Regions from separate parts of the Mus musculus genome. Here region 2 is linked to region 1. The links are chromatin loops, found by intact Hi-C in ENCODE. Cell type or tissue: gastrocnemius. All regions are shown on one strand. Each heading gives the region's core, and the rest is flanking DNA. Links, peaks and the distances in the headings are about the cores only.

Region 1 (8,230 bases), core at 1,757-6,756:
GGGCAGGGAGATGGGAAGGATCTGGCAGGAGATCACAGTATATTTATGGAGCTGGGCAGTGGTGGTGCACACCTTTAATCCCAGCACTTTCGAGGCAGAGGCAGGCAGATTTCTGAGTTTGAGGCCGGCCTCGTCTACAGAGTGAGTTCCAGGACAGCCAGGGCTACGCAGAGAAACCCTGTCTCGAAAAAACCAAAACCAAACCAAAACAAAACAAAACAAAACAAAAAACAGAGTATATTTATGGGAAAAATGTGTATAGCCCATATAGCCCATGTGTAGAGCCCCAAGTTCTAAACCATTTTCTGTGCTTCCTGTTTCTTGATAAACCATATCAAAGGTATAGGTTAGAGATTTAATTAATTTTTTTGAGACAGCATCTCTTTTTGTAGCTCTGGCTGGCCTAGGACTCACTATGTAGACCAGGTGGGCATACTCAGAGATTTGCTATGCACTTGGGAGTGCTGGGATTAAAAGCGTGCACTACTAGCCCCAGCTGAGTAATTTTTGAAGAATATTCTCAGAAAGCTTTTCTCTTTAGAGGATGGCATATCACATAGGATCATGAGTTAAAGTTCAGCCTGAGATGCACAAGACCCTGTCTCAAAGCAGGGTGATGATGGTGGTGTTCAGTGGTAGAGCCTAGCACACACAGGCCCTAGGTTCCAGCCCCATTACTACAAATAGGCATCTCCAACTCAACAGAAAAACATTACTCATCCTAGGCACCTGTTAAGTGCAATAAAAATGACCATCATGATGGGCCATCATGTGGATATAGATGCCCAAGGATGCTGGTAAAAATCCTGCAGTGTTTGCTGGAGAAATGGCTCAGTGATTAAGAAGAGCACTGGCTGCTTTACCAGAGGACCCTGGTTCAATTCCAGCCACCTACATGGCAGCTCACAACTGTCTGTAACTCCAGTTCCAGGTGATCTGACACATTCACATAGACATACCTGTAGGTAAAACATCAATGCACATATGATAGAAAAGTAAATAAAAATATGTCTTTAAAAATCCTACACCTGGCCAATGCTCATAGCTATTTGTCTCAAATGGAATAGTGAAGAAGAGAGATGCTACTTTGCATCTGGTGTTTGCTCATGATCCCAGACAGAGTGAACATATCTTGGCAAGAATAACTTCTAGGTGATACATTTCAGTGTTTAACTAATTTTTCATGTGGGGCGTGTGTATGTGTGCCCACATCACACATATGCAGGTCAGAGGTGAATATCAGTTTTCTTTTTCTATTGCACTCTACTTACTTCCCTTGAGATGGTGTTTCTAGGTAAACCTGAAGATTATTGTTTCATCCAGACTGAAGCTAGTAAGCTACTAGGACATAGCTATTATGGCACCCCTCTCTGGCAATGCTAGAGTTACAGGCATGATTTGTCTCTGGCTTTTAAATATGGGTGCTGGATATTCAAATGCAGGTCATCATGCTTGAATAGCAAGATCTCCTACCTACTAAGCCATCTACCTAGTACCTAGGCAATATGTATTTCTTAACATATTATATCCAGTGGGAAGCTAATGGTTAAGCTGTCCCAGTTTTCGTCTGTACTGTTCAGTTTATCACTTGGCTAAGGGATGAATGTCACAGCATTTTTTTTTATTTCTAAATTAGCTACACATTTACATTCTACTCATTAATCAGTAGGTGAAATTATGCACAGGATATTCTTTTATACTACACTCATGTCCAAACAAATGTGCAACAGATGTAAAACACACACACACACACACACACACGCACACACACACACACACATGCACACATACACAGAAGCCATTTTTGCTATGAGTGATTGTATTGTTTAAGGTAAGCTTTCACAAAGAATTATGCTTCCTGTTATTTTTAGGGATGCTTTGGGAGAATCAATCATATTGCTCCTCTTTAAGTAACACACAACTAAACCTGGGTATTTTTGCCACCTGGGAGACTTTAAAAGAAAGATGACACTTTTGAGTAAAGTAAGTGGAGGATTATCCCTTAGAAATCCAGTATGAGCAGGTTTTTCTAAGGTGTTAAAGAGAGATTTTGCAAATGCTTCCCACAAAGCCCCTGTGAGATCTTGTTCTCTTTCTACACTGTCTTGGTAGAAAAGGTAAATAAATATACCTCTTCCCTTCCCTTCCCTCCCTCCCTCCATATACTTATTCTGCAAGGGTCTTTTAAAAGATATTTTAATTCAGGATAATCACATACTTTTGATATTATCCACCTTTTGAATTCCTTCCTTTCCCTCTTCTCCCTAAGTTGCTTTTTTTCTAAACTAGTCTCCTTCTACCTTCACACCTACTCATCTGTATGATTCAATATGTAGATGGATTCTAGGGTCCACAGATGAGAGAAAACATGTTATCTTTCTTTATTTTCTTAATATGATGATCTCTAATTGTATCCAGTTTTTCAGGAAATGAGAGAGCTTTATTTTTCATTGTTGCTGAATAAAGCCGTTTTATGTGTACACAGCACATTTTGTTTATCCAGTCATCTGTTGAAGGACACCTAGCCCCTGTCTTGACCACTGTGAACTGTACAGAAGTAAACATGGATGTGCAGGGGTCTTTGTGGAAAGCTGATGTAGACTGTTTTCAGCATAGTCCCAGAAGTGATACAGCCCAGTCATATTACCCAGGATTTCTGAATTCAGAAAGCTATAAGAAATGAACCAAGGCCCCCATTATGATAGCATCATGCTATACTTGGGTAAAGTTATAAAAAAGTGCCAACCTCCAAGAAAAATACACATTCAAAGACCTTGTACTGATATGTAGTTCTCTCCCTCCCGCTCTCCCTCCCTCCCTCTCTTTCTTCCCATCTCCATCTTTTGGATTAATGATTTTTTAAGATTATATTATTTTATGTGTATGGCTATCCTGGCTGCATGTATGTATGTGTACCTTATGCATACCTGTTGCCTGTGGACTTCAGAATAGGATGCTGAATATTCTAAAACCATAAGTGCTGGGAACTGAACCCCTGGGTTCTTAGCATAAGCAGCCAATGTTCTTAACTCCTGAGACATCTTTCCAACCCCCTCTTTTGGCTTTTTCAGAAATCATGTAGCTCAGGATGGCCTTAAATTTGATATCCCTCTATATTGGCTTCCTGAGTCATGAGATTATAGGTGTACATTACTATGCTACCTCTGATATAGATTTTTTTTTTTTTTAGAGACAGGATTTCTCTGGATAGCCCCTTGGCTTTCCTGGAACTCACTCTGTAGACCAGACTAGCTTTGAACTCAGAAATCCGCCTGCCTCTGCCTCACAAGTGCTGGGATTAAAAGAATGCACCACCACTACCTGGCCTGATATGAATTTTTTAAAAGATAAGTTTCCACTATGTAATCGTGGCTGGCCTGGAACTTACTGTGTAAGTCAGGGTGGTCTCGAATTCACAGAGATCTGTCTGTTTCTGCCTTCCAAGTCCTGGAATTAATATAATGTACCACAAGTCACGTCCAATTTGAATCTTTAAAGGCCCCCAATAATTTAAAAAAGAAACCTAATTGATTGGCATTTGGAGACACTAAAACAAGGATAGAAAAATCAACATTTTCTCTGCACATGAATGTTCTTGCATGTGGCTTTTTTTTTTTTAAGATTTAAAATTTGATCTATGTCTACCTCAGGGAAAAGAATGATTTTGGGCAAAATCTGGATCCATATTTCTCAGGAATATTGCCTGAGAAGTCAATTACAATGATATTAGGCCGGGTATGTCCCTGACTTAAGTGGTGGCCAAAGGATTAGCTAGCTGGCTGTAGAAAAGATTCTGCACACATGTAAACACATCAGTCAGCTGGTTCACAGTCTGGTTTTATCTACTTGTGTGCTGATTTACCTCATCAATCAATGTCACATTGTGGAACACATCTTAGATTTATAACACATGTGTAATTGTGTCTGGCACAGCTAGGAAACCATCAGGGGGCTGTTATCATGAATTAAACTCCAGACTTGCTTTGAGTTTTATTCATTTTCTCATAGAAATCCTGTTGCCTCACCTTTTCCCTCCCTCCTGCGTGCCTACAGTCCAGCCATCCTGCCCAGCAGCTTACATACAGTTGGGTCATCCTCATGTTCTTGGCTGCGAGGTTTCTTCATATTGCCCTTATTTTTCATGTTTTGAAGTTTTTGCAGAATGTTCTCCAGTGGTTTTCTTGATGTATCTCCAATGATCAGTGTATTGAAGGGTTTTGAACAGAGGTGAGGTGATTTTTGTCAGGGCCCAAACTTATGGGCATATTATAGCCCCATGGTGTTATCTAATGATGCTGACCTTGATCACCTGATTAGGTAACACTGCACTGGGAACTCACTTTCTATTTTCTCTTTCTATATTCTATTCTCTGGCCTTGAGTCACTAAGTTCTTTGTGATAATTTTTAGGGGGACAGTCTATGTCCATGAGTATGTAGGTGTGTGTGTGTATGTGTGTGTGTGTGTGTGTGTGTGTGTGTGTATCTATCAAGAGAGATAAACAAAAAGGATTGTGTTAATATATTTGGAGGTACAAGAGGCTTTGAGTTACGTGGGAATGAGAAGGATGACATGTAGCATTGAGAAGGTCTCATAGTGGCAGAAAGGATGAAATCAGTATAAGAAGACTACTTTTTCACTGCTTCTCCATTTTATTTTTTAAGAAACAAGATGTTTTTGTATAGTCTAGGTTGCCTCTTTAGGATGCAGTCCAGGCTGGGTTTGAAATCATTATTATGCCTTAGCTTTCTGAGGGTTGGAATGACAGGTATCTGATATCACACCCAAATTCAGGCTGTGTTTCAACACTTTTTCATTTGAGGATGTAGTTCCTGATGTTGACAATAGTGCTTACGATGTCACCCACCATTCTGGCTATCTACATGGCATTCCACAGTGCCCTGCAGACAGTGGATTATCTATGCCCTTTTTTGTGTTTGTTATGGGTCAGAAAGCAGAAGTACACGGCTTCATTAATTGTTCAAGGACTTCAAACTGTTTCAAAGAAAACAATGGCTCTGATCAAATGTAGCAGAGGTTGCTCAGTATATGCCAAGGACTGTTTTACAATGACATCCTTAGCCCAAAATGGTTGTCATTAGTTTAATGCCAATAGCATATTCTTTGGAATAGGACACCTCATGCCTCCCATATTTCACTCCCTCCAGGTGCTCATAGTTCTTCAGACTCTGCTGTGATTATGAGAATAAAAAGATTCTATCTCAGCCTGACCTTCTAGCCCCAAAAGGAGATAAAAGCAAACCCTCCTCCTCTGTAGACAGGGCTAATTGCATCTTTGTACCGTGGAAATGAATGATATTTTAAGAAGTAAGATCTCACTCTCTTAGGAGCTGAACAAGTACCCTCTTAGCTTCTGCAGAAGTTTCCACAGCAACGCAAGTTGGAGTACTTCCCCCACTTCCCAGCCTCCCCTAAAATCTGCTCCAACAAATTGTCTTAGAAAAAGAGCTGGCAAATGGTGTCTTTCACTGGCTGAGAATGTCATTATCTTTGATCTGTGTAAAAGCAGCTCCCAAATGAGATGCAAACTGAGTTGCTTTTAAGAAATCAAGTCGTGGGAAGAATAAAAGCTATCAAACTCGAGTTCTCATCCAGCCAAATGGGATTCAGAACTAAAAATAAAAGCCTCTTTTCTTTTGTGGGGAAGAAATGAAACCCAGCCCCGACTGACCCTAGAGGCTACAGTACCCAAGCCAAGCATCACTGAACCTTGCGCTTCCGACCATCTTTGGCTCTATTGTGAAACAAAACAAAACAAAACAAAACAAAAAACTTCTCTCGTTGCTGCAACAAAATACCTGACAAAAAGCTACTTAAGAAAGAAGAATTTATTTTGCCCCAAGGCTCCAGGGTGTCTGCACGGTGGGAAGTCATAATGGCATGGATTTGAGGTGGCTGGTCACATTGCTGCTGGTCACTAGCTCACATTCTCTTTTTCATGAAGTCCATAGCCTCAAACCATAGATTAGTACTACCCACATTTAGAGAGCATTTTTCCACCTCAGTTAACCTAACCTAGATAATTATTTACAGATATGCCCAAATGTTTGTTTCCATAGTGACCCTAGATCTTGTCAAGTTGGCAATCAAGCATTGGCTTTTAGGAGGTAAGTTTTGAATGTCAATGAGCTGAGAGCTGAGTTTTGAATCTGTTGTTACCTACCATAACTCACACAGATGAAAGTGTAGTCTATGTGGTAAAGAACTGACAAGATCTTGAGACCTTATTTTTATCCTTTTGGAATATTTATTTGCTAGTTTTAATTCTGTATCTGCGTATACATATATGCATGTGACTATAGGTGTTCCTGGTGGTCAGTCATTGGATCCATTCAAGCTACGGTTAGAGACATTCATGAGCCATCTGGCATTGGTGCTAGTAACAGAACTCTGGTCCTCTGGAAGAACAGTGATTGCTTTCAACCGCTGAGCCATTTCTTCAACCCTGAAGATTTAATATTTTGCTCTCCCAGACCTTGATTTCACTGATAAACAGCATGAGCCAAGTGGAGCTGGTAAGCCCAGTGACTAGAGAAGTTCAGGGCTCTCCTGACTCCCATAGATTGTTTTAAACTGCCAGAATTATGGGTATTTCTGTAGACAGCATTGCTGCATTTACTTGGTCTGAAATTCTTCATTGGGTACCTAAAGCTTACTTGTATATATATATATCTGAGGTGGAGACCAGAAATACAAAGGGTCATGACCTGTCCCTTAGATGCATTCTATCTTGCTTCCACACAGCAGGGAAGGGATTAAAGTAATGGTGATTGTCTTAGGGTTTACTATGCTGTGAATAAAACACCATTACTAAAAGCAACTTGGTGAGGAAAGGGTTTATCTCATTTTATACTTCCAGGTAACAGACCATTGCTGAGGAAAATCAAGACAGGAAATCAAGCAGGGTAGGAAGCTGGAGGCAGAAATTGAAGAAGAAGCCATGGAAGAGTGCTGCTTACTGGATTGCTCCTGGATTACTAAACCTGCTTCTTTCTTATACAGTCTAGGACCACCTTCCCAGGATTTGTGCTCGGTTTGAATGTGTGACCCCAGGCCCTCCCACATCAAGCATTAATCAAGGAAATGCCTGATGGACTTGTTTATACCCCACTCACATGGAAGCATTTTCTCAATTGAGAGTCTCTCTTTTTTTTTTTTTTTTTCTTTCCATTTTTTATTAGGTATTTAGCTCATTTACATTTCCAATGCTATACCAAAAGTCCCCCATACCCACCCACCCCCACTCCCCTACCCGCCCACTCCCCCTTTTTGGCCCTGGCGTTCCCCTGTTCTGGGGCATATAAAGTTTGTGTGTCCAATGGGCCTCTCTTTCCAGTGATGGCCGACTAGGCCATCTTTTGATACATATGCAGCTAGAGTCAAGAGCTCCGGGGTACTGGTTAGTTCATAATGTTGATCCACCTATAGGGTTGCAGATCCCTTTAGCTCCTTGGGTACTTTCTCTAGCTCCTCCATTGGGAGCCCTGTGATCCATCCATTAGCTGACTGTGGGCATCCACTTCTGTGTTTGCTAGGCCCCGGCATAGTCTCACAAGAGACAGCTACATCTGGGTCCTTTCGATAAAATCTTGCTAGTGTATGCAATGGTGTCAGCGTTTGGATGCTGATTATGGGGTGGATCCCTGGATAAGGCAGTCTCTACATGGTCCACCCTTTAATCTCAGTTCCAAACTTTGTCTCTGTAACTCCTTCCAAGGGTGTTTTGTTCCCACTTCTAAGGAGGAGCATAGTGTCCACACTTCAGTCTTCATTTTTCTTGAGTTTCATGTGTTTAGGAAATTGTATCTTATATCTTGGGTATCCTAGGTTTTGGGCTAATATCCACTTATCAGTGAGTACATATTGTGTGAGTTCCTTTGTGAATGTGTTACCTCACTCAGGATGATGCCCTCCAGGTCCATCCATTTGGCTAGGAATTTCATAAATTCATTCTTTTTAATAGCTGAGTAGTACTCCATTGTGTAGATGTACCACATTTTCTGTATCCATTCCTCTGTTGAGGGGCATCTGGGTTCTTTCCAGCTTCTGGCTATTATAAATAATGCTGCTATGAACATAGTGGAGCATGTGTCCTTCTTACCAGTTGGGGCATCTTCTGGATATATGCCCAGGAGAGGTATTGCTGGATCCTCCGGTAGTACTATGTCCAATTTTCTGAGGAACCGCCAGACTGATTTCCAGAGTGGTTG
Region 2 (8,230 bases), core at 1,493-6,492, 330 kb before region 1:
ATTAAAAAAGGAGAGTTAAGACCTTGGGGTTCTTCTAGTTTAGCCACTCAGTGTTTAGATTACTTTTGTGTGTGACTTAGGCTCCTTTTCATTTCAGTTTCTGGTGGTGATGTGTATGCCAGGCAAGTGATGTATACCCAAGAACTACTTATAATCTGTTCTTGAAGGCAGCCTTGGATTGAACACTTTCTACGAAGCTGTTTTTAATTTCCAGAAAAGGCTGCTCACTCTACTACTAGGTGCTTCCTTCCTTAGAAGAGAACTACCTACCTGTTACTTTCTCCAAAATCCTCTAAAACAACATAGACCAAGCTCTCCACTGCTTCTTGGAAAACAAATATTCCTTTGGGGTCTGGTTTCATCCAGATTAAACAACCACAGTGCATGAATATAAACTCCAAGTGGCCATATCATGGTTTTCCGATCATTCTGGCTTAGTGCATCTGTCTAATGTTTTCATTAAACTACCAAGAGTGGGGGTAGAGGGTACTCGATGACAGAGTACATACTTGCCCAGCATGCACAAGGCCATAGGCTCTATCCGTACACAAAAAACCCAGAGTTACTTGTTTTGGATGAGCTATCTCTGGCACTTTGGTTCTGGGACTTGGTTGACTGGCATTTTAAGTCAATATTAAGAGATTCAGGTTATCTTTGGCTGAGGCAGGGAATCTTTTATCTCTAGTCAAAATCTTAGTAAGGCAACCCTGAATGGAGCCTTAAGAACAAACTCTGAGCTCCAAGCTAAACTGTCTTCCTTTCTTTGTGCTAAAAACTTTCACTAGATTAAGCCATCCCCCCACCCTGCTGCTTAGGTTCATGGTTTTATCAAACTGCAAATAGGAAACCATTGAGAGCGAAGGGAAAAAATGCATGTTAGGCAGGCCTATAATCCTAGCACTTTGGTGGAAGTGGAAGGTATAGCTCTAATCTAGCCTGATTTACATGACAAGTTCCCGGTCAGTCAGGGCTACATAATCAGACTGTCTCAAAATGAAAAGAACCAAACCAACCCCTACCCTCCACCCCCACACAACTGTACTGAACATATACAGATCCTTTGCTTCACATTGTTACCTAAACTATCTGTACAGCATTCTTATTCTATGGATATTATAAGTCATTTAGACATGATTTAACGTACAAGCAGGTATTCAGAGGTTGTAGGCAAACAAAATTAAACAACTATGAACTTTGGTGTCCAAAGGGGTTCCTGGAACCATCTCCATGGATATGGAGGGAGGAGATACACTTCCTCTTGCCTCCATTCAAAGGGAACCACCATTTTTCTTTCAGTTTGGAAGAACTTCAACACTGCTGTCTCTAGATTTGAGTTAATCACTAGGCAGAGAACAAAGCTGTGCTCAGGAAGGATTCAGAGCTGGGAGGTTACCCTGCTTTACCTTGCTAACATGATGTTGGAGTTCGGGTTGCTGGTGGCTGGTCCTGTGGGACTCCACTTGATGGTATATATCTCTTTGCTGTGAGCCTGGAGGTCATGGACACATGCATCCTGCTTCATACTCCAGATCTGGAAGAGGCATTGGTAACAGTGTGAACTAATATTATGGCCTAACTGAGAATGGCTCAGCACCTTTCATTCTGTTGCACCTAAGGGAGCACTCCTTAGGTGGTAGATATGGGAGAGGCTCACAAAGCCAGCAAGGAGTCCACTAGGTGACTGTGAGGAAGGATGCTGGTGGACAGGCCGTAAGGTCTCTCAGTGGGAACCTCGGCCTCAATATGTCAAAAGCTCATGGAAGAACCAAAGTTTAGAGACCAGGAAAGTCATGGAGAAAAGACAGTCCAAAGTAATGTTCCAGATGATAATGGTTGGATGGGTTGTGTGTCTGTATAGGGCCTTGTCTAGGATTAGGCAATTCATTCCTTTAGATACCAACACTACCTTTAATGTCATGTCATCAGAGCAGGAGGCTAGTAACATTCCAGAAGGATCCCATTTGATAGCATTGACCTCATTCTGCAAGAGAGCACAGTTTCAGAAAGAAATCATAGCTTTCATTTGGGAAAGGCTGGCTCTACCAAGGAGCAGTGACATGCTGCCAGTGCTGCAGTGCAGAGGCCCTTCTGAGAGTTCATAGGATATCAAAGACCACAGCACAAGAACCCACACATGAGTATGCTCTCCTCACTTTGCTTTTCATTCATGAAAAACACTGCCATATATTACAAAGGAACAGCCACACTCTCATCCATACTTCTTTAGGGAAAAAATTACTTACTAAGGAAGCCAAATGAAGAATTTGCATACAATCAACAGAGCTAATCAAATCAGTTACTATCCATTGCTGCTTAAGACATGGTCTCACTATGTAGCCCAGGAAAGCCAGGAGCTCTTTATGTATCCCAGGATGGCCTGAAACTATTCTGTTAGACTCCTGAGTATTATAACTACATATATGTGACATTGAGCAGAGCTAAAACAAGTTTTTAAAAGTAGACTTCGAACATCTCTTTCCTATGTGCTTTTAATATAACAGTTTCTCTACATTCTGTTGAAATACATGTACCTTATTGGATGAGGTAAAGATAAAGGTTTAGATAGAACAATGGCAGAGATAGATAATAGGTAAAGCCATCCAAAGGCACAAAAACATACACAAGCAATTCATTTGTGCAGGGAAATTACATCAGGAACTATAGTTAGGAAAAGGCATTGAAAAATAAAATCCATCCTCTTGTGGATCTGTGCTGAGTAGCAGTTTCCTCTGAAATTAAAAGCTTCCATTTTGAAAGGAACCTTCTTAAAGTAGGATGTTTTCAGGGAGTTGTGAGATGAAATAGTATAGAGAATCTCATTAAAACAGGAAGTGAGAAACTCAAAAAACCTTCAGAAAGTCCCTAAAACTGATCAGATTCACTAATAACCCAACTCCTACCTCAAATGTGTGTATAAGCAGAAAAGACTGCCGAGTCACTCTCAGACAAACACAGTTGCCTAGAAGAAGTAGAGGGCAGCTGAACTTTCTAGAGAAACAAAGATAAGACAAACTACCTAACCAACTGAACCACACAGAAAAGGGCCCATGGCTGTACAGTGTGCTCTAGGTTTCCAGCTTTTATGAGCTGTCTGTCACCCATGGTGAGGTGAGCTTTGGTGACTCAGTACTCTTTGACTCATTTTTACTTCTATAAGTAACCCCTCACCCAAATTCCTAGATTTGGGGGACCATACAAAAAGGAAACTGCCAGGTTTTCCTGCTTTCTGAGTACCAGAGACTCCAAGACTGGAGGAGAAAGACTTTGGGTGGGGAAGGAAGAAGGGGATGTGTTTATATAAAGAACTACCTGCAGCTCTGCCATACTGACAGGGACAGCATGCAGAGCAAGGGCAGAGGGAAGGATAGAGGGACTTCCTTGGAGGAGTCTTGGAAATACTACTGCTATTACTGCTAACTCTATGAAGCCAGCTGTCTTCGCCTAACAAACAGCTTCACACACCAGATTATATTCTAAATTTCACACTTCTCAATGCTGTGGCTATTCCCATTTGTAAGGACACCAAGTATTGAAAAGTGTGAAAATGGAAGAAGCTGGGAATCCAAGGAGCATGGTTTTCTGTGACTAGATCAAAGAAGAGACAAAGGGCGTGTGCATGCCTATCTGTGAGCTCAAGTGTAAATGAGGTAGTGTATATATATATATCTCCAACTGTAGATGTAGAGAAAACTCATAGGTAGACCTCTCCATGACCTAGCTGACCCATCTGCTAGGTCACCAAATTCCTTCCTGGGAGCAGAATTTTCTCCCTTCTCATCCATTTGCCAAACTTCCAGAAAAGCAACCAGAATCTACACACAGGTTTCAGGAAGCAGCAGGTTCAGAGCCATGTACGTAGACCTCTGCTCAGAGCAATCAGAATTGGTGAGAATCATTTATGGAACCGGGAGGCAGGCTATGAGAGAGGTAAAGTCTAAGCAGGAGCAAGAAATATCAAACTTAAAACATATGCCCCTATTAAAAGCTGGGAAATAGACTAGGGTTAGAAGAGAAACGAGTTCAGGACAGAACAAGGACAGGATCAGCTGGTAGCTACTCTGAGATAGTCCCAGGACCACTGACCATAGCTAGGTTAATTCCACCACCAGGGCAGCCACAGTAGCTCTCAATAGCAAAGTGCTGCTGAACAAGTAGTCTCTCCTGCACAGTTAATTTTTAATGCTGGCACTGAAAAGATACACACCACACTCTCACAACCCCCAAGTCTGAGTGAGCATCAGAACGGCCACTTACAGTATGTCCTTGGAAGGTTTTGACTGGGCGATCACAGCCAAGCCTGCACACATGAATGCACATGTCTGTGCTGCATGAGGCAAAGGTAGTGTTGTTCTGCCAGTCCACATCAAGGGCAGGTGCTGCAAAGCAGGAGGAAAGAGAGGAAGGACATTTGCCTGATTAACTGAGCTCAGTGATGCAGACCAAAGCATCCCCAGGAGTCTGGTGACCATGAATACCACCCCCCAGTGTCAATCAGCTATACTGACACCATGAAAACCATCCTTGAAAGACCTTAGAGATTGTCTCCTTCCAATTTGTAAGATGCTCCTGGAGAGAGACTGCCACCTTTCTATGTAATGAAAAAGCCCTCAAGGACAGGCCCAGTTATGGATAAAGGGGAGGTACCAGTTATTTTTGCTAGGCCACCTATTTTCTTACTTCCGATACTTTGTTTCACAGTTGTCCGAAGTCCCAATGTCTTGACACTTCTCTGCTCTCAGACACTATCACACAATCTTAAGTAAAAAAAAAATCCTGGGGCTACCTCTGCATAACCACAACAGTAAACCTACCTGAATGAAAAGGAAACTGTTGTTTGGCTTCTCCTGTGTGAGCGTCCCAAATTATTGTTGTCTGTATTCCGCAAACAGAGGGAAAGTTATTCTCCTCAAAGAACTATTATCTAGAACAATGTCTTGTACCAGAAAAGACAACCAGCCCCCTTTCCTTCTAAAAATTAATTTAACAACATATTTTATGCCTATATATAGCTAAACCTATATCATTTATACATGCAATAGTATAAAATATTCATACAACATGTCACTTCTATATTTCTGATCTAAGTCCATGTACACTGTGCATTTCACAGGCAGTAATATGGATGCCACATTAATGACAACAATTGGTACACAGCAGCCTTCACCAATATATGTGGGAAATCTACCAAAATTCCCCCTTAGCTCCCAAGCCCAGAAAACCATTAAGTAACAGGTAAGAAAGCTCATCTGCTTGCCCTTTGGATATTGTTCTAAAAGAAGAGCTATAGAAATGAGCATTTCCAACAATCCCCTGCCACTCTATGAACTGGGAGAGCAGGTGGAACAGCCCAAAAATCCAAAGTATGGATTGAAAAAAATCAAACTGTAAGTCAGCTCCATGAGTTTCTGTGAAGTTTGCCCTGTATCAGGTCTCAGAGAATTCTGCCATCTACAGTGGGAAGCAGTGGTTTATCAGGTGAGAAAAGGTGGAGCTAGGGGAGGAAAAAAGAGTCTGTGACTAAAAATTGCTTAATGGATAAAAGTCAACCCAGAAACATCCACAACTGAATACTTTTTATAAACTCCATTTGGAGATTTCTCCTCTTTCCATAACGAGACTGAGAGTACATTCTGCATGAAGGTCTACAGAGGTAAATAAAATGTATGAGTGATTCCTTGTTCAAAAGTCAGCAGTAAGATCAAACCAGAGAAATAAACAGCCTAAATGAGTTATTTTACCAAGGAAGTCAACAGACTAAATAAATAAACAAGCAAACACACATCCACATATAAAAGGGATGGTTTTTAAGTTGACATCCACTCACCTTGTCTACACCAGCACTCAAAATATAATTCCCCTTTTTGTTCCACTTCAAAGCAAAGATGGGACCTTTATGTTGACCTAAGGTGCTGGCTAGGTTACCTGAGATGGGAAAACACAGACATGGTGACTTCACAGTTACTCACTGTTCACTCTAGGATCACACAGCAAGTCCTTCTTAACACATATGAGGAATGCAAAACTTACCATCTTCTGTCCATATTCTTGCAAAACCATCATAGGAACCTGTTGCCAACAGTGTTCCATCGCTCTTGGGGATAGAAAAAGGCAAAACACATTAGTATCTGGGTGCTTTCCTGAGCCTCATTCTTACATGGGTCTGTGTGACAGATGGAACACAAGTTCATGACAATGGGGACAACTTTCCATTCCCAGGCTGCTGTCTTTCCACTAGGATCTGATTATGAGCACTTGATACCAGCACCCCAATGTGGGAGCTAAGACAAAGAACTATCTGCCACTTTGAGTTTGCATGTGCTTCATCTGAACACACTGATGGTAGAAACTTACATTCCAGTCCAATGAAGTGACATCCTTATTACTGGGAACATCATGTCCACCTTCACGTATACAGTGCCTCAGCACAAGCTGTGTGGAGCCCCCGTTGCTGTTCTCATTAAGGTTCCATATCCTCGCAGTGGAGTCTCCAGATCTGCAGAATCAACATGGAGCATTTGACTCTGGTTCAATGGGAAAATGTGACTGATGCGGGGCTAGGTCTCACATCATTAGCATGTGTCTTTTCCACTTCTTTTGCTCAGTTTCTTTCCTCACCCATCCCTTCCACTTACCTGCCTTACTCCCCACCAAATAGAGAAATGGCTGGGACCACTGTCTTTCCCACAGTATAGGATGCACAAAGCAGCCTGTTCCTCTGTCTTTATTTATTAGGGAAGTCCAACAAACCAGTGCACTTTCCTCAAGGCAGTACTCCGGAGAAGAATGCAGACCCAGGTGCTTTCCAGTCCCAAATTCTTACCCAGAAGCAAGTAGGTCACTAACAGGATTCCAGGCACAAATGAAGACCTCAGACTCATGGCCTCGAAGGACTGTGGCTTTACTCGGTGGAATTTCAACGTCTCCATCTATTTCCATTGGCTTTGAGTGATTATCTGCCAAGCCAACATGAAAATTTACATGGTCCACCAACACATTAAAAAAAAACAGCTTCAGGCACTACTGTTTTAAAAATACTGTTAGTATCAAAGTCACGCTACACCTGATGATGGTTAAAAAAAAAGGGGCATTTCTGCAGTTTGGTACACATTTTGTGTTTTTGTTTTGACAGTGCTATGTTGTACATTTGTTCCCAAAGTGTTCTGGAAGCTTGGTGTCCACATGGGGAATATGACAGCAGGTGATGGGACCTTTAAGAAGTGGTTCCTAGTGGGAAGTCACTTGTTAGTTATTTGTAGTCTGCTTTGACTTCTTTTTCTCCCATGATGCCCTCTACTTTGCATTTCCATCTCAACGTCCACATGGTCATGCCCATGTGTATGCATTGCCTGTGAGCTGAAGGAATATGCCCTTTTCCCTTATAAACTAGTTGCTTCAGGTATGAAAAAAAGCTAACTCTACTGCCACCCTCAAGAGAATCACACAAGGAGCCCAATGAGGTGGTTCAGCCAGTCCTGGAAGACTGATGACCTGAGTGAAAAAGAACTAACTCCTGAATGTTGTCTTCTGACCACAGAATGCTTAGGCATTGCAGCAGCAATAAGGAGAAGCTACTTTGCAGTAGCAGACTGTGAAGTCGAGGGTTGGAACCCCAACTGCACCAGGCTCGAGTAACAGTGTGAAAATCATAAACCTCAGTAGGTAGCAGCATGGGTTAAGCCTTTAGGAAGCACCATGAACAACTGCAAGAGCTGTGGATGTACACACAACAAACCCTCTTTGCATGTGAGCTGCCAATATACATTAAGGTATGTGTTCACCTCTGCTCTGTCCAGGTGCAGGGCTAATGTGGACATGGTCTTACTTGCTCTGACTCTGGAGTTACCCAATAGGAGCTAACGTTCTGGTAGTTTGCAATGATAAAGTAATACAATGCCCCATATCTGGGGCTGATGCCCTTGACATTACCTTGGCTTGCTGGCTACAGCAAAATTGAGCTTAAGAACCTGAGGATGGGACACTAGTGAAGTACTGGGATTGAAGGGCATCACAACTGATACACTTATGGAAGCTTCCCTTGTGATATGGACACTCGCACAGGTGTAAAATTTCCTGAAACCAAGGGAGGCCAGTGAAGTCAAAGATGAAGATCTTGTGGACAGACAGGAAACAAAGCCCAGAAACCAATTAAAGAGATTGACAGCAGGCCACACTTTAAGCATCCCTTCAACTATACATAGATTCAGGAGAAGAAAGGAAAAAAAAACCAAAA

The links. A loop is a pair of places that touch in the nucleus more often than their neighbours do. Peaks named below come from ENCODE experiments on the same cell type or tissue, not always from the same donor. Only the 100,000 strongest peaks of a DNase experiment are listed, where the experiment ranks them.
Region 2: it touches region 1 in a loop (3-fold over the local background); 14 of 42 quality-filtered maps call a loop at or near these places.

The regions. Positions count from the first base shown.
Region 1 is chrX:77,321,062-77,329,291 of GRCm38, reverse strand. No RefSeq gene overlaps it. Among named protein-coding and RNA genes, the nearest start is that of Tbl1x, 190 kb to the left of the region's middle. In gastrocnemius, for the core only: no CTCF peak of the experiment used is centred there; no DNase peak of the experiment used is centred there.
Region 2 is chrX:77,646,515-77,654,744 of GRCm38, reverse strand. It overlaps Tbl1x (transducin (beta)-like 1 X-linked), which reads right to left. Exons shown (of 16, transcript NM_020601.2): 6 at 6,821-6,953; 7 at 6,352-6,493; 8 at 6,028-6,091; 9 at 5,825-5,922; 10 at 4,812-4,872; 11 at 4,255-4,376; 12 at 1,907-1,981; 13 at 1,404-1,531. Among named protein-coding and RNA genes, the nearest start is that of Gm52447, 8.3 kb to the right of the region's middle. In gastrocnemius, for the core only: no CTCF peak of the experiment used is centred there; a DNase peak (open chromatin) is centred at 4,329.